Linked DNA regions of Mus musculus: region 1 is linked to region 2. The links are chromatin loops, found by intact Hi-C in ENCODE. Cell type or tissue: left cerebral cortex. All regions are shown on one strand. Links, peaks and the distances in the headings refer to the core of each region. The heading gives the core; the rest is flanking DNA. Region 1 holds the start of Gm30134 (a long non-coding RNA gene). Region 2 holds the start of Hoxb4 (homeobox B4).

Region 1 (16,154 bases), core at 4,166-9,165, 120 kb after region 2:
TTCTCTTCTTTTGGCAGTGTTGGGAATGAAATTCACAATCTTCTGGATTCTAGGCAATCACTCTTGTTAGCATTTCTTCTAGGCTCCGCCCAACAGTTACCTAGCAACAGCCAGGTAAGAGCCTGACTTGCTATAAAAGGACTGTTTGGCCTGTTTCTCTCTCTTCTCTTTTCTCTCTTTTCTCTCTTTCTCTCCCTCCCTCCCTCCTTCCCTCCCTCCCTTCCTCCCTCTCCTTTTCCCTCTCTCTCCCGTTCTTTCTCTCCTTCTCCCTTGCCTCCTCCCCAACCCCTAATGTTCCCAGCTGGCCTCCTCCTTTCTCTTTCTGTCTGTCCCTGTCCCACATCCCTGTCCAGACCCTTCTTGTGGCTGGTACCTCAGGGGGAATGTCTCAACATGGGCCCGCTAAGGCACCCCCTCCCACTGCATCATGCCACCGCATTATAAGACATCAGCTCTACCTCTGAACTACACCCCTGGTCCCAATAAGGTTAATTCTTGACCAGACTACTCAGCCAATTTCCCTGAAGTTTCTTTTACTTAGCCTGAAAGACAAGAAGTTTACTAACAATTTGGGTAGGTTTGCCAAGAAGGTCTCTTGGAAGACCAGAAGAGGGTACAGAGCTTGTGAGATGGGAAAGCTCTCATCCCTACTAAATCTCCACACACCGTCTCTCCAAGTCTGTCCCTCATCCACTGCATGATTCCCAGGGCTGCACAGGAAAGAGTTTGAAACAAGAGCCAGTGACTGAGTATAGGTTCTCTCACTTCCAGCAAGAAGGAACTGCCTCCGGCTCTTTGGCCTCTGTAAAATGGCAGATTCTTTTCTTCTTGATGTACCCCGCTGTACCACACAATATAAAAGATGTGAAAGTCCACAGGAACATTGGAGATCCTTAGAAAGATAAAGGCCAGGCAGGAGATGTAACTCAGTCGGTAGAATGCTTGCCAAGCTTGCATGAAGCCCTGAGTTTGAGTCCCGGTACCCAGTGGACTGTGCACCCTGCCATATCCCAGACTTCACAGGTACAAACAGGAAAGGCACACGGTCACCGACATCCGAGGCTATGAAGTGAGTCGGAGGTCACCTAAGATGACATCAACCCACCAACTTGAAAGAAGGACAGGGCTCAGTCTCAGGCCAGTCTGCAGAGCCAGCCCGAGGCATCATATTAGATCTTCTAACTATGCTACCTGCTAGGAGGTGTGGGGAGGGGTGGGGAGGCTGGGAATGAACGCAGTCTCTGAAGCTGCTTGGATCCAGGATGTAGCTGAAGATATAGGCCTGGGTTTTGTCCTGTTTTGTTTTTCCCTTGAGTATTAAAATGCTCTGTGTCCTAGAATCCCAGATGATGCTATGAAGTTGGAAAAATTAGCATTCTGTTCCAAATATACCAAGGCACATTTGCTTTCGGGGTTGAAATGATGGTTTTTAATAAGCTGGCTCCAGGCACCTGTCACCAGTAATGGAAATTTTTTGCCTGGGAATATAGATCGATTCTTGTTAAAAGACCACAAGGTAATAAATTCTCCACCACTCAACTGAGCTTCCCAATCAGGACTCGGGACAACAAATCTCATCTTCTGGCACTAACCCTTAGACCCCTGGTCCCTGCCGACCCTGACCTCTGACCCCAGTCAGCAACCTCTCTGTTACACTTGCCTTTTAGGGGAGCTTGGGAGAATTTACTGAGGCTTCATAGAAGACAACTGTGCCTAGGACTGGGGCAGCAGAAAAAGACTGGAGGAAGGACCCCAGCTGAGTACTGTGATGTCCTGCTGTCAGCAGATCCAGGGGATGGGGAAGTCAAAATAAACTCATCACAGAAATCCAAGGCAATGTTATCAGCTCCTCTGGCCTGTGGAGGCTCACATCCCTGGAAAACCAAGAGTGGTTTATAGATGACCTGATTTTTACAAAAACCACCTAACTAGTGAGCTTAAATAATAGCTACTGTATAATGCAGACTTTCTCCAGTAATTGAGACGATTTAGGTACCAAAAGACATGCTCAAGGGTGGTCATAAGGGCCAGTGAGGCGCTAACAAGCACATATACACACACGGGTGCATTAATGGTAATTTTAAGAGTTTTCAAGACAAGAGTTTCTCTGTGTAGCTAGGGTTGTCCTGGAACTTGCTCTGTATACAGACCAGGCTGACAAGCCAATGTCAGTAGGAATCAGAATTGCTGCTATCTCTGGAATATTATAATGGAAAGGGCAGGCAGCATGATTAGGGGCCAGAGAATGTTCTGGAGTTTGTATTGAACTGCTTTTATATGGATACACACTCATAGATAAATATTCATGAGGCTACACCTGTAAAATTAATGTGCACACACATGTGTGCTAGAGATACATGGCAGTACTGGGGGTCGAGCCTAGATCCTCATACATGCTAGGCAAGCAAGCGCCCTCCCAGCCGAGCTGCCCCTACCAGCTCCATCTTTTTTTCTTTTGAATATGGAAAGCCATTTCTGATATCCTTTCTTATAAAATCTAAACACCTTTCTCTTGACCCTTAAGGAAAATGGAATGAGATAGCAACTTTAAATTATCACCCCTCCATATGTGAAGTGACTTTAATAGCCACTTACCTGTGCCACATGGGAAACATTTTTCCCCCTTAGCACCACAAGAATTAAAGCCTGTGTCCTGCCTGCCACAAGGCATCTCTAATCTCACTTGCCAACAAAGTAGTAGGCTCAGGCTTCAAGCTCTGCCCCAGGCTGCTTGCTCTGGGTCGTCATCATCCCTGGGATAGCACAAAGCACACACAAAGTGGGCCAGCTGTATCCCTTCCCTCTCGCTGAAGAGTGAGCCAAGGGTCTCAAGCATGCTAGGCAAGTTGTCTTCTGCTGGGCTAACTCTCCAGCCTGCACCGGAGCTCAGATTCAGTAGTTCATTGTGTATTTGTTTATTAGATAAAACCACCACTTTTACTTTACATGGCAGCAGTCAGCTGTCTGTAAATATTACAGTTCATCTTTATTCTATCCTGCTTTTTAGCTTCCTCCACTTGCTAGGGCCCTCAAAGACACAAGGCTGCAACCTTCACAAGCAAAGTCCAGGTGGGTCCAGAACTCAGGAGGCTGAAGCAGGGGGATTTATTTGGGGGCTAGGTTCAACTGCATGAGGCCCTGTATTTCATTGGAGTGGGGCTGGGGAGCTTCTCTACTTGACAAGGGTTAGCATTGGGGTGAGAAGGGAAAGCCTCTCTTCTCTCTGTCTCTCTCTGTATGTCTCTCTCTGCTCTGTCTCTCTGTCTCTCTGTCTCTCTCTCTCTCTCTCTCCCTCCCTCTCTCTCTCCTTCCCTTTGCCTCCCCTCCCTCTCCCTCTCCTTTCCCGTCTCTACACTAACTGTCAAATATTTACTTCTGGTAAATATTTTGGTCTCTACAAAGCACAGATAACACCCTAGCAAGGGGTGAGCCATCTCTGTTCGGATGATCTCCACCCCTTATTCACTTCCTCCTCCAACTTCCGGCATAGCCCTCTTCCTATGTAAACAGACCTAGGCTTTCGGGGCTCATTGAAAAGAACAGCGTTTTAAAACATGAGAAGCAAAAAGACAAACTCCCCCGATGCCCTACTTAATGAAATTTTGTCTCCAGGACACATACCTGCCACTGTGATCAAATCGTGGAGCATCTTCATGGAACGTTTGAGAAAGCTTCCGTTTGCGGTCTCCTGGTCCGAGCTGAAACTTTGTAACCTAATAAGTTCAAAGCATTCTGTTCCAGTGGGATGCAACTCGCATCTTCCCACCAAATGTACTAAGAGAACACTTTTTTTTTTATGAATTAATTGTAAAATTCTAAGATCCGGGTGGGAACTGGTCAACATAGAAAGCGCCAGGCCAGCAGAGTGGAAAGATCTCAAACAGAAGAAAAAAAAAAAAAAAGGAAACAACCCAAATGCCCAACAACTGAACTTTAAGTTGTATTTTGGGGGGAATAAAACTAAGGGCCTTGAGCGTGCTAGGGAGCACTCTATCTCTGAGTTAGATCCCCTAGAGATTTTTTTTTTTTTTTTTTTTGCTGGCACCTCTAGAGAATTAAGTATTGCAAAATTATTAGAGCCAGGATTTTGAAACATGTTTAGTGACACTGGGAAACGTTCCTAATTTAAAACTGAATTTAAAACTCAACATACACATACACACAATTATTTAAAAAAATCGATTTTGAAATACACTTGTACACAGAATAAAGAACAAGCAACAAAACACATCAGAGATTAAACCTTTGAAAACTTTGATGGCGGGTTCTGCGATGGAAGTTTATGGGATGGCAGCTTGTGAGATGGCAGCTTATGGTATGGACTTTGTTTTCTTTGTAGTATTTTAATACTTTGGAAAGTATTGTTATGTATTGGAAGTACTTTGTAGAAGTAAAGTCAAATATCAGAAAATACTTGACTGTACGAATATGTTGCTCTGTCAATCAAGAGGAAGAAAAGGCAGTTTTGGAGAACAGGCTGGACCTAAATGACCACTAGAGAAATGGATTCCTTAAAACCTGACAACTCTTTTCTTAATATCACAAATTTTAAAAGTACTAATTAGAAACTGCAATCACCTGGGATGCTGGGATGCCGCTTATGGCCCAAGAAAGGCACGTTTTAAAGCAAGCTTGGATGCACAGCACTGAGAGTCAGAACCCAGGCACTGGAGATCAAAAACTAGCTAGTAATAGAGGCTCCAAATTTAAATCACTGGCAGACAGAAGGAACGCGGGGATGTTTTGTAAGAATTTTCCAATCCCGGTTTTCTATTTGTGTGATGGTGGGTGGATGGGAACTAGAGAATATGTCTTTATTTTTATTTCTGTATTTTGACTCTCCCCCATTAAGAACGTTGTGGAATTTACTTCATTGTGTGTAATCCGAACCTTCAGGGGAAGCATTTTGGTCCCCTTTTCCCTCTAAGTCAGTTTCCGCAGAAATATTTGTGCCCAATACTGTAAACGCTTAACTTTGATCAAAATGCAGCACCCAACAAACACAGAACCAGGCGAGTGCCTAGTTTAAGACACTTTTAAATGTTTTTCCCCCAATTGAACCACTTTGTTTCTCCTCAAATTGTGTCTCCTTCACAGCACGCGACGCCGGTGGTTGAGAACGGAGCAACAAATTGAAATTAAAAAGCTTTCTTGAACGCTTCCCCCTCCTCCAACACAATGTCACAATTAGGAGCTACCCCCTCTTGGAATCAAACTACTGCCCTAATTTCTTCGAAAAGATAAAGGACGAAAAGTGAACTTGACCCGAGAGTCTCCCCACCTCCCCAACTCCCAAGGTCAAGACAAAGGGAGAGGGAATGGCTGAATTCTTTCCTGGGCCTGGAGGGCAGAAGATGAAAATACCCAGTTCTTTATTCCAAACAGTCTTCGGTAGGAACTGGGAGACAGAGCATCCATGACATTATCCTGATAATTCACTCGGCCACTTCCCTTTTGCCACTGTGAATCTGCCTCCTGGCAATTTTCTCCGGCCATAAATGGAAGGGCCGGAAACTTTGCAGGAGTTGACCAGATCTGGAGTCTCCTTAACCTTCCTCCCGGGGTTTGTGGAGGTGCTCCTGGAAGAGACTCCTGGGCCGGATCCCACCCGGGCAGAATCCCATTCTTCTCACCTCAGGCCCCCAGGCTAGCCGGGCTCTCCCTGACCGCAGCTCGCCCGGGGCCACCTTCTACCCGGCATTCTACAGCCAGCAAACACTCCCACATCCCGCCGTGGACATCCGCTCTCCTCAGGCTTCCAGGATCGGGAATTCCTAAAACAAAAATGATCACAACCAAACAAAACAACCACAGTTCAGTGGTTGTTTTCAGTACCCGCTTCTACGGCCCTCTCACCAGTCACGGGCCTCGGCTCTCAGCAGATCTCTGGGAAAGACGCACTTCGCCCGGGTTCCCCGGCTGCAGTGGCCGAGGTTCCTCTGCGGGAGACGGGAGACGCCCCGTTGCCCGAGCTTCTGCACCCTCGTCCTGAGACAAAGATCGAGCACATGCGAGGTTTGGTGGTCGCTCTGCGGGCAGGGGGACCTTCCGGGCTGCAACAAGGGTAGTGAGGACCGAGCAGCAGGGTGACCCGCCTCTGATTGAGCGCTAGCTGGAGCTGTTAATCCTTTGTTATTTATGCACGTGTTTATCTTGATGGCGAGAAAAGATACTAGGGGGCTGACTGCTTAACCCAAGGTAAACTCCGGGGAATGGAGAGTGCGCGAGAACGAAAACGCTAGTCACGCGGAGCCTAAGGCATCGGCCTCATTTGCTCTAAGGCCTCAACGACGGGTTTTGGGTTTTTTTGTTTTTTGTTTTGTTTTGGTTTTGTTTTTGTTTTTTACACTCCGACCCTGTTCGTTCTCCCAGAAGACAAGGACCTTTAATAAAGTAACGCCTGATTTAGAAAGGCCAGGTCTCTGGCGCTCCAGGTCCTTCCAGAGCCCCCTCTGCCCCTTTCCCCTCCACCCACTTCTCACACTCCCGAAGGGCTAAAGGAACGTTTACAACCTGACTCAAGTTCAATGACAAAACCTTGCTTGGAGGGGGAGGGGGAGCGAACTTCACCCATTGAACCAAACAAAGGCTGGCGCTTGTCTCTGACAGGGAGTTGGGTGTGTGTGTGTGTGTGTGTGTGTGTGTGTGTGTGTGGTGCCTGCCTGAGTGGAGGAGCGGTGGTCAGAGTCTGGAAGGGCCACAGTGTCAGGTTCTGCCCTGTTTTCCAGGCCCCTGTGAGATACACCCCTCCTCCCTACCTCCATCCAGAGAGGGAAGTTCACGCAAGTCTCTCGCTGGGTCCTATAGTTTCCTACTTCCTCTCCTGTGTTTTCCGCGCGTATTTTCTTCAGTTTTCGATATTCTGAACATCTTTCCAGTTCCTCCTGGAACAGGGCTTCTACGGGAGAAACCTCTCCAGGTGGCAGCCTGTGTGCCTCCCTCCTGTTTCTCCATTTGTCCTGACTGTAATAGTTGGTAAATATGTCCCTCTACCTCACAGGACAGAAAACATAAAATGGAGTCCTCAGCGCGGGGAGGGGAGCAGTGAGGCAGTAAGACCTAAGAGCTGACAGGGAATCTAATCAAAATTAGGGGCAGGCATTGTGTCCCCCCAGGTCTCTTCTGCCTTCCACCTCCAGTGGAAACTGGCATGCACGAGGTGCTTGAAGTGAAAACTGAGTTGAACTAAATGATCACATGCGTTTTTTTTTTTGTTTTTTTTTTTGTTTTTTTTTTTTTTTGGTTTTTCCGAGACAGGGTTTCTCTGTGTAGCCCTGGCTGTCCTGGAACTCATTTTGTAGACCAGGCTGGCCTCGAACTCAGAAATCCGCCTGCCTCTGCCTCCCGAGTGCTGGGATCACATGCGTTTTATTTACCCTGTTTTCACACTCAGACAAATCTACCCAGTCCCCAGTGAGGCAAGGGCTAGAGTGTTTGTAAAGCACCTGCCCTCTGTGATCTAAATAGAGAGTTCCAGAAGGAAGCAGGTGTTTGTCACTGCCTAGGAAGAAGTTTGTTAGAGGGTGGGAAAGACTGGCTTCCTGGTCTGTCTTCTGGTAAAGACCTGGAACTCAGAAATTAAGAGAAGTCCCCTTTTGGGACCAAGATTCTACCATTTTGACACAAATAAAGTGAGTGGCACTATTGTCTCCATTTCTTTACTAAGTAATGAGTTCAGGGTGGGGGACAATAGCCCTGAGGGACACTAGAAAAGGTGCCAGTTTGGGGGAAATTGGGTATTTGCTAAATGTCTGCAGCTGAACTTACCCACCCAAACTTCAAGTTAGCAAGTTAGTACTCTCAGGAGGTGACCTATCCCATGATGCTTCATGATGCTCCTGTACAGAAAGGGTTCAACACTGCTGTGTTGGGACCCCTTCCAGTGTCTCCTCGGAAGCTACCACAGGAACTTCTGAGAAGGCATTGAGGAGAGGAAGGGAGCCAGAGGCCCTGAGGGGAGCTGCGACACTCTGCCCTGGCATTGTGTTAATTTCCTGTCTGCTAGTAAATCATTATCCTTGTTGGATCTTGTCTAGCTTTCAACACAGGTACAAAACGTTTTAAATAAAAATGAGAACATTAACAATATTTATTATTTTTTTTCTTGCCAAGATTCCATCTGGTCAAAGACAAACTTAAAGCCACATGCCCAAGGTACCCAGGGTACCAGCAAGCCTCTCCCTAGCCCAAACCAAAAATGTCCCGCATACTTCGAAGCATTTTCTTTGTCATTTTTGACCCGAACGACATCCCTTCAAAGGCCATCAAGATGCCCCTGACAGTTGCCTCTGAGAGAACCTTTGAGGCCTTTCCTCTTATTGCAGAGACTTCCAGTGTCCCTCAGTGCTTGAGCGACATTCCTTCAAGGGCTTCTAGAGGCAGATCCCAAGTTGATACATAAGAAACGCTCGGTTACAGAAAACTGTATGTTAGTTTACAGTTTAAAAGAGAAACTCTTGCAAGCAGTAAACCAAACAAAGAGGATAGGATAAATAACACTCTTGATTGGTCTGCAGAGGTGGAGATGGGGACCCAGTTGCTTCTAGACCCTGAATTCTTCAAACATCTGCCCAAAGATTTCAGCCTGCTCTTGAGATTCCCACAGCTAGAAGAGGAACCCAAGAACCTAACTCTGGGGTGAGGCAGAATCCCTGGCCCACCATTTCTGAGGCTAGAGAGAAGGCTGAAGAATCTACTCTGCTCCTAGGGTAGGGGATATTTGGAGCAGCGGCTCCCATAAGGTCTCTGGGTAGTAGTAAATGCAACCACCAGCCCCAGCTTTCTCAAAGGCCAGAGATGTGCGTTTTACCCTTCTACCCCGCCCCATATTCCCCCTCTCTCCCCATAAAGAATTTAGCATTTAGTAGAGTGGGGGAGGGGGAGGGGAGACCACCAGCCTGGATCTTCAAGTTCAATGGCAAAGTCCCTGACCCCCACAGACTGGGTGCCCACAGTCGTTGCTTTCCTCTTCCCATAATTCTGGGGGCTACTGCATTCCTTTGCTGCCTCTCCTGTTTCAGGGGGCAATTAGGGGAGGCTAAGGGTAATGGTGGCATTCTTTCTTTCACAGTCTCGGACCACTCCGTGCCCTTCCCCCACCCCCCACAACTAGTAGTCGTGAAAGGAAGGCAGGCTGGCATCTGTTCCCCCATTGGATGTTTTGAATCTCTCTTCCAGCCCCAACCAGAGCCGGGAGGAGGGACGGTGCCCCGCGCTTGGGCAGGAGGAGGTGGGCGGCTCCTGAGTTTCCCCTACGTCTGCCCCGACAGAGAGTGTTCAGGTGGGTGAGCTTGTGGTATAAATGCCTTTCAAAAACCACTGAAACCTCTTCCCTTCGTCTTTTCCACCACAGCCGCCTGGGCGCTTTATGGCAGTCGACGGTAACGAGTTCATTTATTTAATTCGAGATTGTACTCTGGGGTTTCTATTAGATGGGACTGGGGTAGGGATGGGGCGCGGTTTCCCCGAAAGAAACCTAATTAAAGTGCAGCGCTTAGAAACTTGAATGGGGGTGGGGTGGGGGAAGCTGGGAACCCTCTCTGTGTTGGGGGGAGGGGAACCGGCAACCCTTCCGAGCTGGAGGAGGAGCCTGCATGCTAGAGCTGTCTTTAAGCAATCCCCAGTAATAGAATGCTCAGGAGAGGTAAAACACATTTTCATTACGCTGCAAACCTACCAGCGTTCTCCTACCTCCCCAACCCCCGGAAGTGTTTGCCTGCATTAGTAAAAGGCCGGAACTTGAAAGCCTGGGGGTCACCCTTCGCTTTGCTGTGGCTGGGACCTAGATTCAAAAGAGCTTCCGGAAGCCCTGTCCACACACTTGCCACAATCCACTCATTGGACCTCTAGAGGCCTAATACAGTCCACCTGCTTAGTCGTTAAGAGTGATATTGGCACTAGGGTGTAGACACCCTACAAAGGGTGTCTTTGTTTTTTGTTTTTTTTGTTTTTTGTTTTTTAAAATGGTACATTGGAATCCAGTTTCGTTACTCTGAGCTGGAGGAACTGAAATGGGTCGGAGGGAAGGGGAGGGTATACAGAACGGCTCAGAGTAAAATTATACCTTATTAATGAAAAAGGTATTCCCCAATTATTTTCCGGAATAGATGCGTGTCCCAGGAATTGTTTATCCTTTGATAGTATTGTCTGAAGTTGTCACAGATTTTTCTCGGTTGTTTTAAGAAAGAAAGGAAGGAAGGAAGATCTTCAGGTATCTCTTACTGAAAAGAAAATCGCAGCAGGTGAGTCAGGGTAGTCACGGGCATTTTGTTGTATTTTACACATAAAGAAGTGAGCAGTGTCGAGGTGGTTGGGTCGGTGGTGGCTTCGCAAAATGCGATTGGGAAAAAGAGTTCCCTAAAATTGCTTAAAATGAAATTAAAAAAAAAAAAAACTTGCTTCGTTTAGGTTCCATACAAATAAGAAAGGAAATAAAAAGTAGAAAACCCGCCGTGCGTGGTTCTGCGTAGGAAGATTAATTTATTATCCCGGTGGAACCAAGAGATGGATAGAAGGCAGCGGGCACCTGAGGCCTTGATCTCCAGCCCTTCCTGCCCTCCTCCGGGGCTTATCCGAGGCTAGACTGATACATCTGCTGGAATTCCTGGCGCCTTCGAGTCCTGGAGCTTTCATATTCCCAGAACCCTCGGAACCTGAAGGCCAGGAGGTCCCAGGCTGCAGCAAGCTCGAAGCTGGGGGGGGGGTGGGGGGGGTGGGGGGGTGGAAGTAATGGATGCAAGCCTTGGGCGGCGGGCTGGTTTCCTGAAATGGCAAATGTCTACCGGAAGGGGGAGCGCTTGTCTTCTTAATAGTTCAAAATGTTGGTGGCAGAATAAATCTCTAAGACCCCCCAAATCTTTTTGTCTGTTCTGAAATTAGTACCAACGAAAAGTAGAGGAACCATAGAATTTTAAGCCCTTTAGAGTAGACTGGTAAATGTAGAGCCTGGGTGTCCAGAACTTTCACCTGCCCAGGCCTCTCTCTACTTGGGCCCTCTGTTCATTGAGATGGCACAGTGCATCTTGTGGCTTCTTGCCTAAGTGGGGAGCACACTTCACAGTGCACCTACTCACTTACCTCACAGGCTCCCCACATTCCTGTCTATGCTGAGGCCTCACACAAACCTCAGGTCTGGGATGCTAGGGACCAAAGAGTAAGAACCTCTCCTTTCAAAAGCTACCCCAAAGTGGCTTGGAATGAGGAACGCGGGAAGCAGAGATTGATCTCCCAAGCAGGGTTCAGGACCCTGGGGCCTTGGGGGCTTAGGCTGGACCACGGGTGTGTGGGGGGGCGGGATGATAGAAATTTCCAAGCTCATCGGATCTCTGTCAGGATCTGTCTGGGTCTCTGAGGGGCACACACATCCTGTGTCCCAGGAAGTGGAGGTGATGTCCCTCTCCTTCCTTTTCCCCAGACTTGGCTTTTATAAATTAATAATAATAACAAGACATGGTTTCATCCATAGTTCAGATTGGCCTGAACTTCATGGTGTAGCCCCTCTGGCCTCAACTTAAACTTGCTGCAATTTTCCTACCTCAGTATCCCAAGACTGAACTTAGAGGCCTGTATCACCACACCTAATTCCTGGCTCCTTTTTGGTAAACATATCTAGAAGAATATATGTAGCTTCTCCCGCCCCCTCCCCCCCCCTGCTCATTCTTGACTGGGAGAGAAGCCAGAGCTGGGATCCCACCCCACCACTGATGCACTAGAACCCTTGGCTGCAGTGCTTATCCTTGGTTTCTTGGAAAACCATAAACCCTTTTTAGCAAGGAAAAACTCACCAATACATTGGCCACTACCTACCACTAAATGGCTACTCAACTCAAGGCAGCCACTTCAGTCCCTGAGGCATCTCTGGACTTCAGGCATGGTGCTCCATCGCATGGCAGAGACCCACCAGACAGTCCAGGTAACCTTGGACTGATGTAACCTTGCTGGCTCTGCTGAGCAGGGTCCTATAGTTCTACCCCACAGTGGGTCCAAGTACAGTCAGGGAATGAGACCCTCAAGTCTATCTCCTGCTGCCACTTCTGCAATAGCCATTCTCCCCTGCATTTTCCAGGATTTTTGTATTATATTCTGGCTTGTGAGGAAGAAGAGGGAAAGGTTGGTGCCACTGGGTGCCTTTTATTCGGGGACCCAGACAGTAGAAGGGGAAAGAAGTCGAGGCCACTTTGGCTTTGGGTGCCAGGAACCCCTCCAGGCTAATCCTGGGTCTCTTCAGTTTTTCCAGTTGCTGCCATTTACATAAAAAATACAGTTAATAGCAATAAAAATGGCATCCTCTTCTCCCAGGCCTCGAGGAGAGAGGTTCCTTCAGTGTTAAAGAAAGGTGACCAAGAAAAATAGTGGGGAATAAAGGGGCCATTTTTTTGGTTCCCCAAACTCTGGTTATGTTTTCAAAAGCCCAAGGATAGGGTGCCCTCTTCTGTAACCACTGGGCCTGGAAGGAGTCCTGACAAGGCCACATGTGACTACTGCACGTGGCTCCTAAATGCCCAACAAACCCTAATCCAACTGGGTCAGAACAACCGGGATAGGCCAAATCGATCATTTGCCAAGAGAAGCAGAGTTTAAGAAAGTGCCCAAGTAACTGTCTTGCCAAGTCTGTAAGTCCTTCCTTGGTATTCACTTCCTGGTGGGTTCTGACCCAATCAGGGCACTGGTTTCACTTCACTATAATATCTCAGCATTTGGGATGGGGGCTTCCCATTGTGTATAGCCTAGGAGGTTGTCCAGGAGGAAGGAGACCACAGGAGAAGGTGGGCAGGGAGGAGGGAGAAGCACTCTCTAACTGGTCTATCCTGCCCTGGTATCATCTCAGAAAAATGCCAAGTGGGTATGGGCACCTTAGAAGGATGAATCTACCTTTGTCCCCCCACCCCATTCTCTCTCCCCTCCACCACTAGAAGGGGGGCACACTGAGTGTACATGGAAAGGAATCTGAGAGGAAACTGTCCTACAAGATCGTCTTCCGAATTTATTCACAATCAGCTCAACTCATGAAAGCGATTTCTAAGTGCTCAACAGAGCTCTAGATAGAAAATATGAGGCTAATTATCATGACAACTAGTACTGGTTATGAGATTATCACCACGGTCCAGATGAATGATTATGACTGATACAGGTTCTTCAGAACCGTGATGGAGGAGCCTCCCGCTCCCGGCACATGCAGGATAGCCCCGAGGAACAGTCCAGAACTCAGAAGCCTGCTAAAGGTGTCATCTCTTGGGGTCCCTCAGCCGAGTCCTCTGCCAGTCCTGGCCCTGGCAGGCTCCCAGTTCTCCAGGACAAGCCCTCTTCCCCTGCCCATCCCCTCTGGTGCTCACGGGGTAGTGCTGGTCTTGACCTTGGCAAGAACCTTCTTCTCCTTGACCCGGCGGTTCTGAAACCAGATGGTAATCTGGCGTTCAGAGAGGCTGGTGGCTGCCGAGATCTTGCGCCTCTTGTCCTTAGTGATAAACTTGTTGGCTGCATACTCCCGCTCCAACTCCCGCAACTGCCCCTTGCTATAGGGAATGCGTTTTTTGCGGCCTCGGCGGAAGGCACAGCCGTCGGGAGGAGGGTGCTGGACACTGGGCTCTGTGTGGTGGAAAAAGAGAGGGAAGAAAAGGCATCTTAGTCCCCTCTCTAGCGCAAGATCAAGCGCAGACCCAGGCCCTGCACGCCTCAGGGCTACGTCATCCTGCAGGCGCTTCCTGATCATCCTATGTGTGGGCCCGGCTCCCTCAAAGCACACAGCCCTAGATTCTGCCTGATTCTCTGATAGCCACTCACTCAGCCTCTGCTCCTACTGGCCACCCCCACCATCACTGACCTCACACCAGGAGTCTGCAAACACACCCACCCTGTCAGGTTTTTGTCCACAATCACACAATCCACTTTCACATGCGTGTTCGGATTCAGCCACTCCTCCAAACTGGCAAATTATGTACATGAGAAAACAGGGTTCTGTTCCCTACCCAACACACACATACACACACAAACACCATGCACACACACTTACACGCACACTCACGAACACACCCTTCAATACACCCTCAGTCAAAGAAAACCTAAATTTTCCTTTCGAAATTGACCTAAAAAAAGGAAAGGGTTATATTCTCGAGGAAACACCCAATATCTCCGATCCCACCTCTCAATGCCACTCTCGAGACCACTGGATTATGTCATTTGGCCTTTGGGCAGAATTAGTCTGGGATTGTGCTGGGTAGGGACTCTTTGCCCCCAATCAACAGCAGAGATCCAAGGTTCTCCCGACATATTCAAAGACTGGTCCTAGAGCCTCCTGGAGAAGTCAGGAAGGCTAGCACCCTGCTGAGGCCCCTTATTCTGACCCTCTGAGGCCCTCTTGTTGCCTGGACCCTCCCTCACAGTCCTAGTAAATAACCCAGGAACCCTAGGCCCCTCCTCATCAGCCCGAAGTTTCCCTTCCTCTCCTCTTCCTCCTTCCCAGCAAGTGCCAGCGTAGCCCATGCTGAGCCAAGGGGAGCCAGAGTAGAACTTACCTGCAAACGCTGCTTTCCAGAATGGACCTGGTGGGTTCTGTTCACCTTGGCAACACATCTGGCTGTTCCAGCCACCGGCCAGGGCCCAGGGCTGGTAACTGTCCACGGGAAGCAGAGAATCGTGGCGAGGCTCTCCGGGGGCTCCCAGGGTCTGCACCACAGACACATCCAGGTAACTGGCCATAGGCTGGTATGGTCCCGGGTAGCCCGGATAGAAGGCAAACTCGGTGGGACGGCTGGGATACTCCTCCCCAGGTGCAGGAGTTTCCGAAGGGTAGGTAGCCAGGGCGGCCGTCTGGGCACAGGGTTTCAGGGAGCTCCTGGATACTCGGCAAGAGTAGTACCCGCCTCCAAAGTAGCCATAAGGCACAGGAGCTGGAGATGCCCCCTGAGGCACCCCAGGACAAGGGTGGCACTGCTTTGGTGGCTCTGCAGAGCCTGGCAGATCCAGGGGGGCATAGTTGACAGTTGGCATCAGCGTTGGAGCCGCGGGATGGCTAGCCAGTGGGGAGGAGTGGGAGACTAGATTCCGACCCCCTCCAGCTCCCAGCAAGCCTTCGATATCCTTGGCCCCGTCCAAGGTGGCATAATTGCCGGGCTCCATGGAGCCAATGATCGGCTCATGGGGAGCCGAGGGTGAGGGTTCTAGGGGGCAGCAAGCTGTCTCTCCCCACCCAGGCCCAGGGAATCCTAAGCGTTTTAAATCGCTCCCAGCTCGAACGGCGCCTGCATTCGCCTGGCTGGGCCGTCTTGACGCAAGAGACGCAAGAGCCCGGGCATGAGCGCTGATTGGCTGTGGCCTGGGGGAGAGAGGCTCATAAAATCCTCCCGCAGAAATTGCAGGGGGAGAAGGGACGGGGAGCCCGGCTCCGCCTCCTCTCTTCCCTTCTCTTCCTCTCCGCCTGTCTCTTTTTCTTTTTGTATGTGTGTCTCTGTCTTTATCTGTATGTGTTCTGTGTCTCTGTCTCTATATGTGTCTCTGCTTCTGCCTGCTGTCTCGGGTCTCTGCCTGCGCTCTCTCTCTCTCTCTCTCTCTCTCTCTCTCTTCCTGGCTCCCAGTCTTCTGCGCTTTGGCAGGTTTAACGAGAGAATAAAAAGCTCTCCCAATAAAGTGTCCATCTCCTGGGGATGAGGGGAGTCGGGGGAAGGGCTGGGAGGCCACTTCGGGCTGCCTCAAAGGAGAACCCGGGAATGCTTCTGAGATGGGAATGAGAACTGTAGGCGTCAGGGAGCTCTGTGCTTGGAGGCTGGGTACTAGCCACCGTAGCTCATTGTAGATATCCTTTCTGTCCCTAATACACTGCGCCCAGGCAAGTGCCTTCCAGGTCTGTCCCCCAAGGACCCTGCCTAGTCACAACACTGAAAGCCCGGAGGCCCCAATGGGGATGAGGCGGAGCCAAGGGGCGGGGGACACGAAGGAACGTTGAAAACGTGCAGTGCTTGGCTCAGGGAACGCAGTGTCCGGATCTGAAGGGGAAATAGAGCCAATGTCTGGGAAGGGGGTCTGGATTTCCGTTTAAGGGTGGAGAAAGAGACCAAGAGACACAGGCGTACAGGGGCTTTACTTGAAGGAATAGACTCGGTGTGGAAAAGGAAGGCTGGCGGGGGGGGGGGGGGTAGGCAGAGAGGGAGGAGAAAGGAAGA
Region 2 (16,154 bases), core at 5,170-10,169:
GAGAGACAGAGACTGACTCTCACTGCCCAAGAAACTTTCTTTGTTTCAATAGGTCGAAGGAAGGCTCCTGGGGTGTGAATTCATTTCCTTGTTTTGTAGCCTAGAGGGTGGGGAGCCAGGGCTTCCAGCTTCTCTCCCTGCCCTTCACCCTTTTTCCAGCCTCCATTGTCTCCCCCAAGTTAGGTAGCTCCTTCTCCACCCTCAATACCCACCAAACCTTTAAGTGCAGCTTTACTGCTCTAATAGATTCCCCCTGTCCCCTTATCAGTTGCATAACATTTCTGTTGGGTCTCCACTGACTACAAAAATCAGTGCCTTAAAGTCCTGTAATTTCTTCCAATGCTTCCACCCTTTTTTTTTTCTTTCACACACACCCCACCTTTTGCCTTCAGAATTGGGTTTGTTCACCCAGGGCTGGAGGTGGAAATGCCAAACTCCTAGGAGGAACTGCCGCAGAACACAGCATTACTTGCCGCTGGAATGTTGGCTCTATGGAGCTTGCAAATATCATTTTTCTATTAGGTCATGATCTTTGACTGGGTTTATATGCCAACGAGGCACTTCTAGTTTACCAAAGTTATACAAATCTCATCTTAATTGATAATCACAGATGCTGTAATTTAGGACCTCCAGCTATAGAGCTTTCATATTAGCTGCTGATGTATTACTGTAAATTGTCTGAAATAACCCAACTCCTGGGAGCAGAGCAGAGAGGGGGAAGTGCCTCCCAAAGCGTCTCTCTCTCCTCGGCCACAGAACCAGCCCAGCTTCTACATCATTTTCTGTGAGAAATGATTTATCGAAGACATGGCCATAAACAACACAACTCACTCACAAACACATGCGGACGCTCGCGTGCACATGCACACACACACACACAATGGTTGGCATGCCGGCTGAGAAGCTGACACCCATATTGCTATAAATCAAGAAAAAGGTTGGAGGAGAGAGAGAGAGAGAGAGAGAGAGAGAGAGAGAGAGAGAGAGAGAGAGAGAGAGAGAGAGAGAAATATTCCTAAAATCTCTATGCAATGCCTCAATGGGTATGAACACAGAGCACCCTGTGAAGAGAAATGGCAGGAAATGAAGATGGCTATTTGTCACATTTTACGACAATAACATTAATAACAAACAATAAATTTACATGGACATATAAGGCGCGGTAGGTAGTGAGAAATCCCTTCTACTTACAGTACCCCAGCCCGCGGTGTGGTTCCAGCTGTGGGGATCTTTTACTGATGCCTCCCTTTCTTTCTCTCTCTCTCTCTCTCTTTCTCTCTCTCTCTCTCTCTCTCCCTCTCTCTTTTTTCTCAGGGTACAGGCTTGTTTTTCAAAGGACAGTTGAATTGGACGTCAGAAACAGGGAGACCGAGCCTGCGATTTTCCTGACGAATACATATCTATTCTGCAACCTAGGCATTAATTATTTAATGAATCACGTGACCAGGAGGGGGAAGGGGGTCTTTCGATTTCAGGCTCAAAGGACCACTATGACCTTCCCCTTCAGGAGGAGAAATTTTCCTGTAAAATAGGTCCCCCCCCAAATGCACCAATGGAATAGTAGCAAGGTCTCTCTCCCACAGGCACATCTATACGTACTCTGCTTATAGCTCCCTACCCCCACAGGCGCACACTTACCCACAGCCCACCTCTCCTCTCTCCCTTCGCCTCCTGCTTCTGCCTAGTTCCTAGAGGTGCAGAAACGTCTGCAGGGGCGACAGGGTGGGGGTGGGGTGGGCATTGAGCCCTTCTGCAAGCCCCTGGTTTTCTCTCTTCCTATTTGTATCCTTTAGAATTGAAATGCCAGTTCCAACTCCAGTCTGTCCCACACTACAGGGTATTTATTTTAGCAGGACCCCACTCCCTTCAAACTCATCAACAGTGTATCTAAGGGAAGCAGACAGGGAAAGGAAGACTCCATGCAAGTCCTTGCTACCTTGTACATATCAAGAGTGGGACTTCTTCCTGCTTTAATTCACTTTCTGATCTTTTGTGTTGTGCCTTTGAAAGGTCAGGGGCAAACATAGTGAAGGGATGACTGGATCTCCCAGGATTGAGAATAATCAGGAGGGGGACTTTTCCCCTTAGCATTGTTACTCTCCTAAGGAGCCAAATGCTGCTACTGATTTGATAATAAGCTCCAGAGACAAAGACCTAGGGACCAAAGATTCCATACAAAAGAAGTGGATAGCGGGACTCTACCTATGCCCATCCCATCCCAGTCTTTGAAAACCACCAATGACGGTACCTGAAGTGGTGAAACAAGAGCTGACAAGAACGGATAGAGAAGCCTTGAAGCCTGCCTGGCAGCCTGCGGTCTATATTTCCAGGTGTTAGTGTCCTAAGCTTCCAATCAGCAGACAATGGAGACTGATCAATGAGGAAAAGATGGGGGTGATACGTGTCAAAAGTGTTAAACATTAGGATAGGAGAAATCCATGCCCTAAGCCGGGAGGTGGACTGAGGGGGAGGGGTATACGGACTCTTTCCTTTCAAGAATAAACATAGCTAAACAAACCCCAAACTCCACAAGTTATAAGTATGAATCTTAGTCCATAGCTGGGGCAGGGGGATGGGAGGGAGGATACAAAGGGAAGTAGAAAGGCATTCCTAAGAAGCCCCGCGTTGCACATTCCCAGTCTTATCTACCTCAGCAGCTCTGGGGTAGCTGCGACCAGGCCGACAGGGCATCCGTGTAATGGAGAAGAATAAAGCCAATAGGGTAGGGGAGCCGGGGAATGAGGAGAAGGGCCTCCTCTGGTTTGTTTAGAAGGGTCTGAACCAAAAGCGACTCAATGAAGGTTAAGGACCTCTTCTTGTACCACACCCCAAAGAAACAGCCTCCCTACGTGTGCCTCGGAGGTTTCGAGGCAGCAGGACCCCTGCGGAAAGTGCTGGAAGCCTGCCCCTGCCCCACGGGGAGGGGGCGCCGGCGGGGCCCAGACTCTGTAGGGGGGGGGGGTGGTCAGCTTTGATTGTCCAGATCCAGAACACAGACTAGTATTGAATTCAGCCTGATGAGGATGAAGGCCTGCTCCAGGCTCCTGCGAGGCCACAGTCTACAAGGTCCCTAGCTACAAATCCATTAAAAGGAAAATTGTCCTTCAAAGACGAACAAGGTGGGGGTAAATGGAGGGAAAGGGGGGAGGGGCAGGGAGAGGAGAGAAGAGGAAAGGGGAGAGAGAGAGAGAGAGAGAGAGAGAGAGAGAGATCACGAAGAAATGGCAATCTTTAAAACTGAAGATAGCAATCCTTAAAACGATGAAATTATTTTTTAAGGACAAGAAAAAGGAGAGCCCTGCTACAGAAAGGAGAGGCCAGGCAGGTTCTGCTAAAGTACGCACACTCTTTTCGGATCCTGGGAAATGTCCATGTTCAAATAAACAAGCGCCTGAGCGCGAACTGAGCGCTTTCTTGCTGCGGATAAAGCGAACATTTAGACTGAGGAAAGCGAGATTGATTTACGAATCCGAACGCTCCAGTTTTATGGCCGATCACAAATCCGTCAGCGCTCAACTCACGCTGGGAAACTTCCCAACTCAGTTTTCCAATCAAAACCGCTCCGTAGTCTCACCACTTCCCAGGGAGACCCACCAGGCTGACTCCAGGACCCTAGTGGGACTAAGCAGCCTCCGGCCCAGGGTGGCGGGCAAGCAACAGAAGAGAGGGAGTGCAAAGGGCCCAGGGAACTGGGGGAGAGGTCAAAAGATTGGAAGACCTCACTCGGGGGTGGCCACGAGAGATGTGGAAGGAGAGCCCAGGCAGCCGCCAGCTCCAAAATGGTTCAGGTCTGGAAATGAGAAAAGGGGGGGAGGATCTTCCGCCGCGGTGAGACTAGGCGAAAGAACACGTTTGGGGGGACCCCAGCTTTTCCCTTCTATTGTCACCCTTCTTCCTTTTGGTGAACCCCTAATTCTCAGGGATTTTTTAACCGCACAAAACAGCTTATAAAAGTTCTACGTGACTAGGTCTTTGTCACTTGGACCTAGAGAGGGTCCCCGCGATGGACAATCGGCCCGTTCGTTATGTATCTTTACGGGCAGTAGTTGGCCATTATCAACAATATCAAAGTGTCCCAGTTTGCCTCTCTGACCACCCCTTCCTGAACCCCCCACCCCACCCCAGTCCCTCCATTTATGCCACCCGGGGACAAAGAAAAAGCCAATGGCTCCTGTTATTTCTTGTCTGAGACAAGACTCCCCAAATTACAGAAAAGATTTATACAGTGTGAGCAAGGAAGGCCTCACACGCACTCCAGCAAAGCACAGCCTCTTCCTTTCTTAAGGAGAGCAGTTCCTCTTCCCAACTAGAAAGAAAAGGCTTCTCCTCCCTTCCCTCTCCTTCCTTCCACGTGTGCTGCTACTGAGGATATTGAATGCAGAAGATAGAGCGCCAGTCACAGAAAAGGGGTCTTCACTCCAGCTTCCCCCCTTTAGCAAGTCTTCCACTTATCTCTTGACTTGAAAAGTTTCTACCAACTTTGGTTAGCAGGGAAAACGCGCGCAGAGCAACGTGCGAGAGGTCCTCCTTTCAGCTCTCTTACTCTACTGCTTATTGAGGTACACAAGAACTTAGAAAAGGAAGATTGGGGTACGGGAGATAAAGGTGTTTATAAAAACAGCTCCCTAAACAAAGGAACTTCAGAAAATAGTTGAGGGGGGGGGGAGAGAATATGAAGAAATATCTCCAAGATAGTGTCCATGGTGGAAAGCCTTTCTCTCCAGCTCAGGAATTTATTCCTCTGATCTGTGACTGGTGACTGTCTGACCTCTCAGTATTGTATTCTTTAGTTCTCCTTCCCTCAGCTCGCTTTAAAGGAGGCAGAGGGGTGGGGAGAGAGAGAGAGAGAGGGAGAGACAGAGAGGGAGAGAGAGAAAGAGAGAGAGAGAGAGAGAGAGAGAGAGAGAGAGAGAGAGAGAGAGAAGCAAATGGAGTTGGGATGGGGCTGGGGCTGAAGCCAAACCTAGGGAAGGAGCTTTATATAGACAGATCAGCACCAGTACTCCCTACCCACAGGACTTCTGGGCTAACTTAAAAAGACAAAACAAAACAAACAAAACTCTACCTTTCTTCCCAATCCACAACAATAGAAAAATGATACATAAATTCTGAGCTAGCAAAGCATTTGGGGACCACAGTGGGAATAAAGAAGCTAGGAACCCTGAAGAGGTGTGACTTTCCCTCTGGGGCAGGAAGCAAGAGCTAGCACAATGTCCAGTCTCAGAGAGGTCAAGGGGCTTCCGAGGTCATTTTGTGGTTCTAATACCAAGCTAATCGCCTAGAAAACGTGGCCTCTCCATGAACTCTTCCTCCTGCCATCCTCCCGCCTCCAAACTCTCTCTCAGTGAGGCCTCAGGGAAAAGGGGACAGCACATTCAGGTCTAATGCAGAGTCCACCAATTCCCCAGCCTGAGAAGTAAGGCCCCCAGAGGAAGAACAGAGCCCCCAACCCAGAAGCAAAAAGAAAAGAAACTGAACACGGGAGACTCCAGGAGGCCTGGAGTGTGGGGTGCATGGGATTGGGTGGGGGGTAGAACAAAAGAGAATTTCTGCTGCACCTGGTCCTGAGCAGTTTCTTTTTCAATGAGTAAAGATTTATCTAGAATCCCAAACTAGATACAAGAAGAAAACCCAACCAATTCCACTTCTATCAGTTCCAAGGATAGGAGACTCCGTCAAGAACTGGATTCCTTTTTTTTTTTTTAAAGGAGACTTCAATGACAACATCTCACTGGTAAACAGTGTAGACAATCAGGAGTCCCAGGACACAGGCACACACACACACACACACACACACACACACACACACACACACACAGAAGCTCTCCCTGTCTGCATTTTTCAAAACCAGAGAAACACTTCTGAACAGCCTCACAAACAGCCTCTCTGGTGTTTTTCAGGAGCCCTGACACCTCCGTCCTGACCAGTTCAAACACTCTCCAGGTGTCCAGGCCTCTCTCTCCTCTGTCTCCACGTCTCTCCTTTTCTCCCCAAACATCAGTCATCATAAAAGGTAGCAAACCTGCCCAAGCATCCTCCATAAAATAAAACCCCACAAAGATAGTTGAAAAAGAAAGAGGAGGTGAGAGGTTTTCTTTTTCTTTTACTTGTGAAAAGAGCCCATAAAATGATTAAAAAATAAAAAATGAAAAAGCCAGCCCAAGCCAGGGCTTTGTTACCTCTGAGCCTCTTGCCCGCTCTCGCCTGAGCTCCTCTGGTCCCGTTCATGACGAAAGGAAGGCTTCTTCCAAAACTGAGAGAAAAAAGTTTTCAACTTTATGGCTCCAAAATTTTTCCCCCTTGCCGATCCGGAGAGACGGCTAACACTTTTTTCCCCCAACAGCCGGTCTGCGGAGATTTGCTGTTGAATAATGACAAAGGAGAGAGGATACGTATTTAAAGAAAAGAAGTGATTAATGGTTTTCTGTATAATTCTCACATTTTTCTTAGCTCTTGTCTACACAGAATGGCTGTGAACTTTAAGCTCTATAGAAATCTTCGGTCCGTCCTCGGCCTCCTCCTCCTCTTCTTCTTCTCCTTCTTTTTAAAGATTCTATTCATACCTTCCAAGGAGCAGCTTTGACTTGATTCTTTAGAGACATTCCTGGGGGGGAGGCCTTATGGTTTTTAAGAACTATTTTTCCCTCAACTAAGGGTTGTCTTATCTCCTTAGCTAGAACATTACACCACAACCAAGACAAAGCTAACCCTCTCATCCTCCTCCAGGGCTACAGGCAACTCTCCCATCCTTCTTTCCTTTCTCTTTAAAAACTGGTCTTCTGGTTTCATTCTAAGGGGCATTTCTACTGCGCTGGGGATACTGGCCCGATGGGTTCTCTGGCCTACTCAGATTCCTGCTAACCTTACAGGCTAACCAGAGAAACGTAAAATAAACAACAATCAAACATGTGCAAGAGGTTGGCTCTTTATTTTCTGGAAAGAAATGGAACAATAACAACAACAACAAAAACTGAAATGACTTTTAACTGTGGAGTTTCCTGGAGGCAACGTAGCTGCATCCTGGGCCATGACAGGCTCACAGAAGCCAGGTTTAGAACTTCAGGCCTTAGAACTTCTTGGCTGTGGTACACAAAAGTGACCCAGACCTGGCCTAGGTCTCTGAGGATCACCTGCACTCCCCCCCCCCATTCCATTCTAGGGGGTTATTGGGACCTCAGAGACAGACAGCTATTTGGTCCCCAGCCTTACTTTCGATACTTTCTATGAGAAAGAAAATGAAAATTAATACAGGAGCAGGGCTTCACAAAAGAGCCCATTTGTCTTCTTGATTATCTATTTGCTTGTCAGAGTTTGAGCTATGGCACCGGCTAGTTCCTTTGTAATATAAAAATACTCAGAAACCCTGCAAACACCCAGAAACATCTGTGCAAAAAATTAGACTCATTAAAGCCTTAAACACCTCAGAGGAAAGTGATACCTTCTCATTGCGGGGAGGAAGGAGGCTGGCCTCGTGGAGTCCTTTCTCGAACTTTAATAACCAAAGAGCCGTCTGTCTAGAAGGAGACAGCTTAACTGCATTTTATTTGCTTATGACAAATAAATCCCCATATGAAAGACTTTGCCCTACTTAAGCCTCTGGTGTCCTACAATGAAACACACACACACTTACACACACACACACACACACACACACACACACACGCCTTGGGGACTGGAATCAGCCCTCCCAATCCTTGTGATTCATTTTTGGACTGAATGGGGGAATTTTTTTAAGTCTAAAACAAAACACATGCACCCCAAAGGGAAAACAAACCCAGCTTCCACAACTCAGAAGCTTCTGAGAAAGAAATTCCTAATGGAGTTTTAAAAGGAGAGAGAGAGAGAGAGAGAGAGAGAGAGAGAGAGAGAGAGAGAGAGAGAGAACTTAATTGTGAGGCCATACCCTCTAGGATGCTTGGCATACACACTGGGGGGGGGCGCACTTGCTCACACCCTTAACTTCAACATTCCAACAAAACCACGATGTGATGGTCACAAGAAACCAAACATTTATTTCTGTTGTCACTCTGTACAGGACACAAATTTTCACACCAACAAAAGGTTCTAGGCTCAGGCAGCCCCAGAGGTAGGAAGGGGCCTGGTTTTGGAATGTCAGAAAGAGAACAGGAGAGAGGACACACATGACATAAAATAATAATAATAATAATAATAATAATAATAATAATAATAATAATAATAATAAACGATGCAACAATGATAACAACGGGAGAGGGTTCTGCAACATTGTCCTTCCAGAGTAGGAGGGCCACAGTATTTTATTTCCTAATTTCACATTCATTTGTAACCTAAGAGAAGGCCTTGACTCTACTACTGTGAACTGCCCAGAAGACATTCCCAGCTCCCAGAACTCAACTGCCCCTCACCCTGCCAGGCCTAGCTGGACCTTCTAGCAGAAGGCCTTCTTGGGTGTCCCAATTGCTACCTTTCTTTTTTCATTTTCATTTATTTCTTGGGCTCGGATTTGGGAACCCACGTTGTGCAGACTGCCCTTCAATTCCCTTCTGTTCCCCCTTCTAAGTCTATGGTGGAAGGGAGTGAGCAGTCTTCCCACCCACCCCCACCCCAAAGTGGGTACAGACAGGGAGGAAAGTTATATGTGTGTGTGTTTGTTACCGTGGCCAAAACACTGTGCTATCTGGCAGTCTGAGGGTGCATTCGCTGGGTGTCAGGAGTAGGGGACAAAGAAAGAAAAATCCAGGCTGTGATCCAGCAGCGACAGCAGCAGAGGCGGCGGCAGCGGCCGAGCCTGGCCTCATTTGTTAGCCAAGTGTCGAGGTAATGGTCGCCACCGAAGCTCGCTCGCCCGTCTTCTCCTCGGCAGAGTAAACAAGACAGATGGGCCCGGGCCTGGCGTGATTAAAGATGAAGCCTGGATCCATCTTCACCAAAGCTGAAAACCAGGCGCAGCAGACTCCTCCATTTCTCTTCTGTCTTTTCCTTTCTTCCTCCTTTTCTTGCTTCCTTCCTTTCTTCTTTTTCTTTTCTCTCTCTCTCTTTCTTTCCTTCTTTCTTTCTTTCTTTTTTTTTTTTAAAGGAAGAAAGCAAGAGACTCGAATCTTGTCTCCGAAGGACTTTACCCGGCTCCCTTATTGTCCTTTCTATAAATAAGGCTTCCCTACCCCCCTTCTCTGTGTTTATTCCTTATAGATAAAGTGAGGGTAGGGTAGATAGATTTTTTCTGGGCTCAAGCCCGGGGACCCTCCCATACCCCGCACCCCCTTCGGTGCTCGCTGTTCCCCCCACCCCCCCATGTTCGAACTCCTGCTTGGGGGGCACTAGAGCGCAGGGGGGCCTCCGTTGGGCCGGCCAGGGGGGCCTCCGGCTGCGCCCGCGGTGCCACCCGAGCGGATCTTGGTGTTGGGCAACTTGTGGTCTTTTTTCCACTTCATGCGCCGATTCTGGAACCAGATCTTGATCTGGCGCTCGGACAGGCAGAGCGCGTGGGCGATCTCCACCCTCCGGCGGCGCGTCAGGTAGCGATTGTAGTGAAACTCCTTCTCCAACTCCAGGACCTGCTGGCGAGTGTAGGCGGTCCGAGAGCGCTTGGGCTCCCCGCCGGCGTAATTGGGGTTTACTGGACACACACAGAGAGAGAGGGAGAAAGAGAAAGTTTTATTGCCCCCGAAAGGGAGGAGGGAAACCCTTTCTTCCTTCCAGCTAACACCGAGCCTCCTGCTCCCACTACCTCATCTTGGAGGGAGGGGGTCGAAAAAGGAAGACCCGTGAAAGAAAAAAAAAAAAAAAACTCAAACTTTTGGAGGGCTGTACTGTTGTCCTTGTTGCCTGGGGGAGGGGCACTGTGAGGAATCTTGGAAAGATTTTCATCTCACTCTTTGGCTTGAGGACCCCAATGGCGTGGGGTAGTGGGAGGGGGTGTTGCCCTAGACCTTTCCCCGGCTTAGTTCCCACCCTCACTGCTCAGATTCCAAGCAGCGCCTTCCCCTTAGTAAAAACTTTTGCCTACTTCTCCAGCCAAGGTACCAGATTGGAAGAAAGGGGAAAAAAAAAAAAAAAAGAAATCCAGGAAGTTGATTCAACTCTGTGCTTAAATAGGGATTACCTCCTCCTCTTCCTTCTCCTCCCCTCCTCCCACACCCCTCCCCAACTTCCAACTTTACTGGGACTGCGAATCCCTGGCGAAAAAGTCGCTGGGAGAATGAAGAAGAGGATGACTTCAAAGGCGCAGGGCCCACTAGGCCATAAAAATTTATGGGCGATGTAATTATGTGGCTCTGAAAACAGGAGACCGTAAATCTCTGGCAATGGCGAGTTTATAGCGGGGACAATTGGCTTCCCCTCGCTCCCTCCCCCACATGCCTCGGAGGTCCCTTCACTGTAAAGCGCCGGGGGTGGGAGGGGAAGGGGTGCCCACGCACTCACCCGTGCTCACGTGAACTTTGCGCATCCAGGGGTAGACGACGGGCTCTTTGCACGCGGAGTGGGACGGGCTGGGATGCAGGGGGTTCTGGGCGCAGGGAGGCGGCGGGGGGCTGCTGCTGACCGCCTCGCTGCGCTGCCCGGGCTCCGGGAGGAGGGCCCCGGCTGTTGGCTGCACTGGAGCCCGAGGGGACAGCCCGGGCGGTGGCGGGGGCGGCGGGGGCGGCGGAGGTGGCGGGGGCCCGGGGTCTCGGCAGGCCGCGTAGCGCTGCACAGTGCACGGCGCCCGGCGCCCAAAGGCCGCCTCCGGCTGGAAGCCGCTCTCTCGCCTCTGGCCGCCGGCGTAGTACCCGGGCGAGTGGTCGCTGGGTAGGTAATCGCTCTGTGAATACTCCTCGCACGGAGGGAACTTGGGGTCGACATAGTTTGAGTTGATCAAAAAGGAACTCATAGCCATTAATTTCTGGGAATTGCCCACAAAATATACTAAAATTTATTCCGACCCCTGACTCGTTTTCCTGTTTCCGAAAGCCCTCCTACTTACTGTCAAGTGAACAAAGTTAGAGGCCCACGTGATCCTCCGAGCCAATGGCCACCCGGCCTGCGATTCCCGGATAAGGAAATCTGCTCACCCGGACCCTACTCCAGCCAAAGAGGTTTATTTCCCCTTCTCTACCCCTCCCCACCCACCCAACACCAGGATTTACATAGGGCTCCCGCGGGGAGACCCCCTCCTCGCCTGGCTTTCTCCACAACAGAGAGGGGTGATGAACTAAGAAAGAGTGAGCAGGTTAATTGGAGGGCCTGTTTGGGGGTGAGGGGGCTGGGCAGAGCACAAACCCTGCATCCCTCAGAAGTTGGGGCTGCGGGTGTAGCCCCCACCCCTGCCCTACCTAATCTCCACCAACCTTTCTCTGACTCCCATAGGGCCCCATCTCCTCCCCAGGATAAGAGGGAGCTCACGCACTAGGTGTCTGTGTGGGGTTTTAAGTGGTTGGCCGACCAGGGAGCGCCTTCTTGAAATGGGTACCCACTAGGTCATAGGGGCGCTGAGCTTGGGGCTTCTCAGTGCAGCCAGATGGGGAGGGGTAGGAGGTGAGTGAGGAGGCGTCGGGAGCTAGAAGGCGGGTGCGCAGAGGGACTTGTCAGAGATGAATGGAACCGCGAGCAGATCGATAGGAAATTCACGCACTAATTCGGGGAGACTTCGCCTTCCAAATCGCATTTAGCTGCACTATGAGCATCGGCTGTGTCCGTCAGTCTGTCCTCCTCAACACTCCCTCCCTTTAACCCACAAGGCCCAAGGTCAGAGGAACGGCTGGACTCCCTCCACTAAAGACAGAAGATACAATGAAACCAAACCAAACCCGCAAGTTCCTAAAACCAATTGAATAGTAATTTGCTAATTCCAGATTCGTCGAAGCAATGCTAACCAAGAGTTCTAATTGCCGCTAAAGCCGCCGCCTCTGTCAGTGTGGCAGAAAGAAATTTCACAACCTTGAATACTAAGTAAAGGAGCCCTAGCTGTGACGCCCCCACCAACATCACACGCACAAGAACACCCATGGCAACCTTATGTTTTCAGGGCATCTTGTCTTGAATTCAACGAAACAGCAATCTTCGCATCCTTTTAAAAAGCAAATTTCCTTTGCCTTTGCACACTGCAGCCTTCAGCAATCTTTTTTTCCTCCTCATGATTTCCAATAAAGCCCCCTGGACCCAGAATAAGAATAGGTAGGTTGGGGCTTAAAGATAAATTTTAAAACACCAGTAACATTAATCTCTTGAGTGAACAAGGACCCAAGCTTCCAGGGGTGTGCATGGGGACACCTCAGGTAGATGAGATTTCTCCCTCATTGGTTGAGGGAGGAAAAGAAAAGGAGTCTTCTTGAAGGCAGTCACTGGATTGTCCTCATTTAGAAAATAATCTATTTTTCTTCTGGGAAAGAATATGAGCGGAGTGTTTATGTCAACTACATATTCCCCTAGATACGAATTTGTGACCACAAAATTCCTTACACAAATTCGGATCTACAGGGTATATACAGAAGACAGACAGGTCTTCTTGGCCCAGGAAATTTCCAGTTCTCTTACTTTCCGTGCGTTCTTCTTTTGGGTGTGATCTGAATGTTTTCATTTTTATTTCGTTTTGTTTTAATTTTGAGATCTGGGAGCAGAAAAGTCACTGTGGGTCCGTTCTTGGGATTACAAGGGGTTTCAACTTTCTATTCAAAAAATAAAATAAGATTTTTTAAAAAGGCAGCTGTTGTGCAAAGGGACTCGAACCTCGTGGCTGCCGCGCGACTTTCGGTGGCGCATGAATTATTAGATGTAAACATTAGCTAAGCACAAAAGAAGGAAGGGTCATCCCGAGGCTGCCTCGAAGTCAGAATCAGGCCTTTCTGGGTGCCCTCGGCCCCTCCCCTCCCCCCATGACTTTTTTTTTTTTAAGAAAAAATACAAAACCCCAAATAGGTTCCTCCCTTGCCCCCACAGCCTTTAGTTTGTGATCAAACACATATATAGATATTTTCCAAAGCAAAGGGAGGAGGGAGAGGTGTCTGGGTGTGAAGGGGGTGTAATAAAAGTCCTTTTGGAAAAAGTGAATGCTAAAAAGAGAGAGAAAAACAGCTGTGAGGAAAAATGCTGGGAGACCAAACAGATGGCCCCCCCCCCCATATTTAATGACGGGCAATTCCGTTTACAACCTGAGAAGAAGATCAAAGGCAGTTCATTTCCGAATGAAGGGCAATGAGGAACCATAAAAGTTGCAGCCAGATGATGTGCAGGCCCCTCCCAACCTCACATATCCCCCCCATACCTCCTGGAGGCTGGAATAAGGGGACACCCCCCTAGAGGTGTGAGGAGGACCCCCCCTACCCACACCTTATCCCCAGGCAAGGATCCTCTGTCTAGAGGCTCACTAACTGGGCCCATCCACCTGCTTGGGTTGCTGGCTGTGTGGCCAAAATGGGATTCTGGAGTTTTTGGGTGAACTTCCTGAAGCTCCCACTAACATTTGACTTTTCTAAACTGAAAAAATGAGAAATTGAGGATCTGGAGTTTAAACTGGGAGAGCTGTGACCAGGTGAGGGCAAGTGTGTCCAGCAGAGTCTTTCTCACTATCACCACCGCTATAACACCCTAGGCTTGGGGGATACTTCTGCCCTTACTGAGTAAATTACAACACAGTCAATTTCATGAACATACACAAACAAGCCAAACCCACGCATGCACACACCAGGAACCCTTGCAAATGGGCAGGAGAGCTCCCACCTGCAGGCAACTGGGTCCAGAGACCTCAGTCTTTGTTGTTGTTGTTGTTGTTGTTGTTGCTGCTGCTGCTGTTATTGTTAAACCTCATAGATCTAGGCATGGCAATGTTGTCCTCTGGGTTTGTTTTCTAACCCCAATGCCCTCCTATAGGCCAGACTCATACTTAACTGGAGAGAGAGTCAGAGAAAATACATTGTAGTTTTGATCTTCATCAAAGACGGGGTTCAATTTAGTCACCCATAGACAAAGTGTGCTGCTTTGACCCAAGCATCAAGCAAGAACAGTCCTCTCAAAAGGTATTTAGAAGTACCACGACCCACTCCAATGTCCAGGCCCCTCCCCTATCCCATATCTCCTGTCCTGCTCTTGAATACTGGTCTAACTCTGTTTCAGAGAGCAGCTAGTCTACATTTTGCTGATCTATGCTTTAACAAGGGATGTGGCCCAGGTTTCCTGAGCTCCAAGGGAGAGGAATAGGGATAGAGAGATGCAAAGCTGGGTATGGTTGAACCTAGGGCCGGAGCACTGAGATTTTCGCTTTTGCGAATAGGAGAGCCACCACCTGCCCTCCCACCAAGGCGCAGCTGCAACCCCCATCCACACTCCCTCCCTGTGTAGACGCCAGGGGCGGAAGACAGGATTTATCTGCAACTCCAGGACAGGTTTCATTGCAGCTACACGCAGCCTCACCTCTCTATGTCTAGAATACCAACAACAATAACCATAACAATGAAAACACGCAGAGCCAGGGGCTTGGGCACGCTCTCTGCCCTATCTCTAGTGCTCCGGATCCTTTAGAGGCCACTTGGCTGCCTTCTCCTGGCAGCCACAGGTTGCTAGTGTGACCCCTCGCTGCCCAGCCCAGCCCTTCTCCGCCATCACAGGCCTACCCCCGGCGGCACAGAAAAATCATCCACCTTTTATGGACGAGTTGGAAGGGAAACAGAGAGGAACAGGAACCCGAGGGCCAACCGGAGGTCAGTCTCTAGCGGGTCCGGGCACCCCAAGCGCGTTGAGCATAGCAAGGGCCTGAGCCGGCAAGAGTACTCACCCAGCCGCTCCCCGCCTGCTCCAAGCCGACCGGCCGTGGCCCGCTGAGCAACAGCGGAGCTCGCTCCTGTCCACTATTGTGTATCCGGAAAACCGAACCGCGGCTGCGGGCAGTGGAACCACATGCCCCCTCGGAGGCCGGAAAAGGACTTTTTTTTTTTTTTTTTTGGTGTGTTTTTGTTTTTGAAGAGCAAGTTTTCGTATTAATCTCATACTTTGGCAGTCTTTGTTAAACAGCAGGCGCGTCACGAGGTTCTCGAACATTTTAATAATTTTTAGACGCCGTGACCTGCGGTTCACCCCTCTCCGGGCCTCCCCCACGAGCAGGCAGTTAGTATAATATGCTCACGCAGTTCGCTCGGTCATATTGAATTTTGCGCAGGTCATTACTTGGGAGAAAAACGACAGAGCAGGATTTGATTCAGTTTACCCTCTCCAGTTCTACTTTTCTCTGTTCCCCCACCCAACCCCCAACCCCCAAAAGTCTCCATTCCAATGCGATTCAAGCTGACCCGCCTTTGCTTTGATTTTTCCATCATTCCAATATTTTTGCCAGCTCCCGTGCCCAGCGCTGAGAGCAAGACCGTGTGACCCCGTGGAGGGAATCCTTCGGAGGCCCGAACACTAAACAACTATGCTGGCACTGGCACCTGAAGGGCAGAGAGTGTGTCACTGGGCATCTAAACCCTAGAAAGCAGGCCTCAGTCAACGGTTTCCTTCTCTGATGTCGCCCTAAATGCTTGCACTCTGCAGGGCTTGAGTCAACTGAGACTTCTTCGTCCACTCTGTCGCCCCAAATGTCAGCTACAGGGACACTTCTAAAACTTGGAGGCCCCAGAGTTCCAGACTTTCCCACCTCTCTGGATGGAGCAATTAATCCACAGCAGAGCCCTGGGAGATAGGCTGGATTGCACTGCTGGAGGCTGAGGCTGGAAGCTTGAGGACCTGGCTTTCAGAGGCTGTAGTTGTCCCTAAAACCAAAATACTCCTCATCCTTAGTTCTCACTCATTCAGCCACTCTGTCCCCACCCCCCAAGACCAAGGTTTTAAAATCTGGTGCAATGTCAATGTCTATAATAGCTTTCCCTTTCTCTGGCCCCCAGCGGACTGGTTGAGTTAAGCCAGATGACTCTTCTTCCACGCTGGTAGTGGTACCCTCTGCTATGGATGGGTTGGGAAAATACTCTCTAAGGCAGCCAGTTTGGTCTGGGGTGGCAGAAGTCACTCTTCCCTTCCCAAAACCTTTTTTAGCTTGGGACTTTGGGCCACTCCAAGTCTATTACAGATTTTTTTTTAATTTGTCATTATCTTCTCCTAAGATGAAGGCAAATGAGACTTAGGAGGAGATCAAACAAAATAGATTCTCTCCTTGCCCCTGTAGCCTCTACTCCTCAGGCCCCAAGACTTCCTCTCTGGACTCCACCCCCACC

The links. Peaks named below come from ENCODE experiments on the same cell type or tissue, not always from the same donor. Only the 100,000 strongest peaks of a DNase experiment are listed, where the experiment ranks them.
Region 1: a loop joins it to region 2, with 2.6 times the contacts of the local background. A loop is called at or near these places in 3 of 42 quality-filtered maps.

What each region holds. Positions count from the first base shown.
Region 1 is chr11:96,193,403-96,209,556 of GRCm38, reverse strand. It overlaps Gm30134 (a long non-coding RNA gene), which reads left to right and starts at 5,931. Exons shown (of 3, transcript XR_001780305.1): 1 at 5,931-6,015; 2 at 8,517-10,241; 3 at 10,408-10,422. It overlaps Gm11538 (predicted gene 11538), which reads right to left and starts at 6,103. Exons shown (of 2, transcript NR_108029.1): 1 at 5,857-6,103; 2 at 4,077-5,774. Hoxb13 (homeobox B13) reads right to left here and starts at 15,241. Exons shown (of 2, transcript NM_008267.4): 1 at 14,511-15,241; 2 at 12,947-13,584. The coding sequence starts at 15,114. The coding sequence ends at 13,328. In left cerebral cortex, for the core only: no CTCF peak of the experiment used is centred there; no DNase peak of the experiment used is centred there.
Region 2 is chr11:96,313,471-96,329,624 of GRCm38, reverse strand. It overlaps Hoxb4 (homeobox B4), which reads right to left and starts at 11,358. Exons shown (of 2, transcript NM_010459.7): 1 at 10,402-11,358; 2 at 7,987-9,595. The coding sequence starts at 10,855. The coding sequence ends at 9,297. Hoxb3 (homeobox B3) reads right to left here and starts at 6,499. Exons shown (of 4, transcript NM_001079869.1): 1 at 6,180-6,499. It overlaps Mir10a (microRNA 10a), which reads right to left and starts at 12,460; the gene lies at 12,351-12,460. In left cerebral cortex, for the core only: no CTCF peak of the experiment used is centred there; no DNase peak of the experiment used is centred there.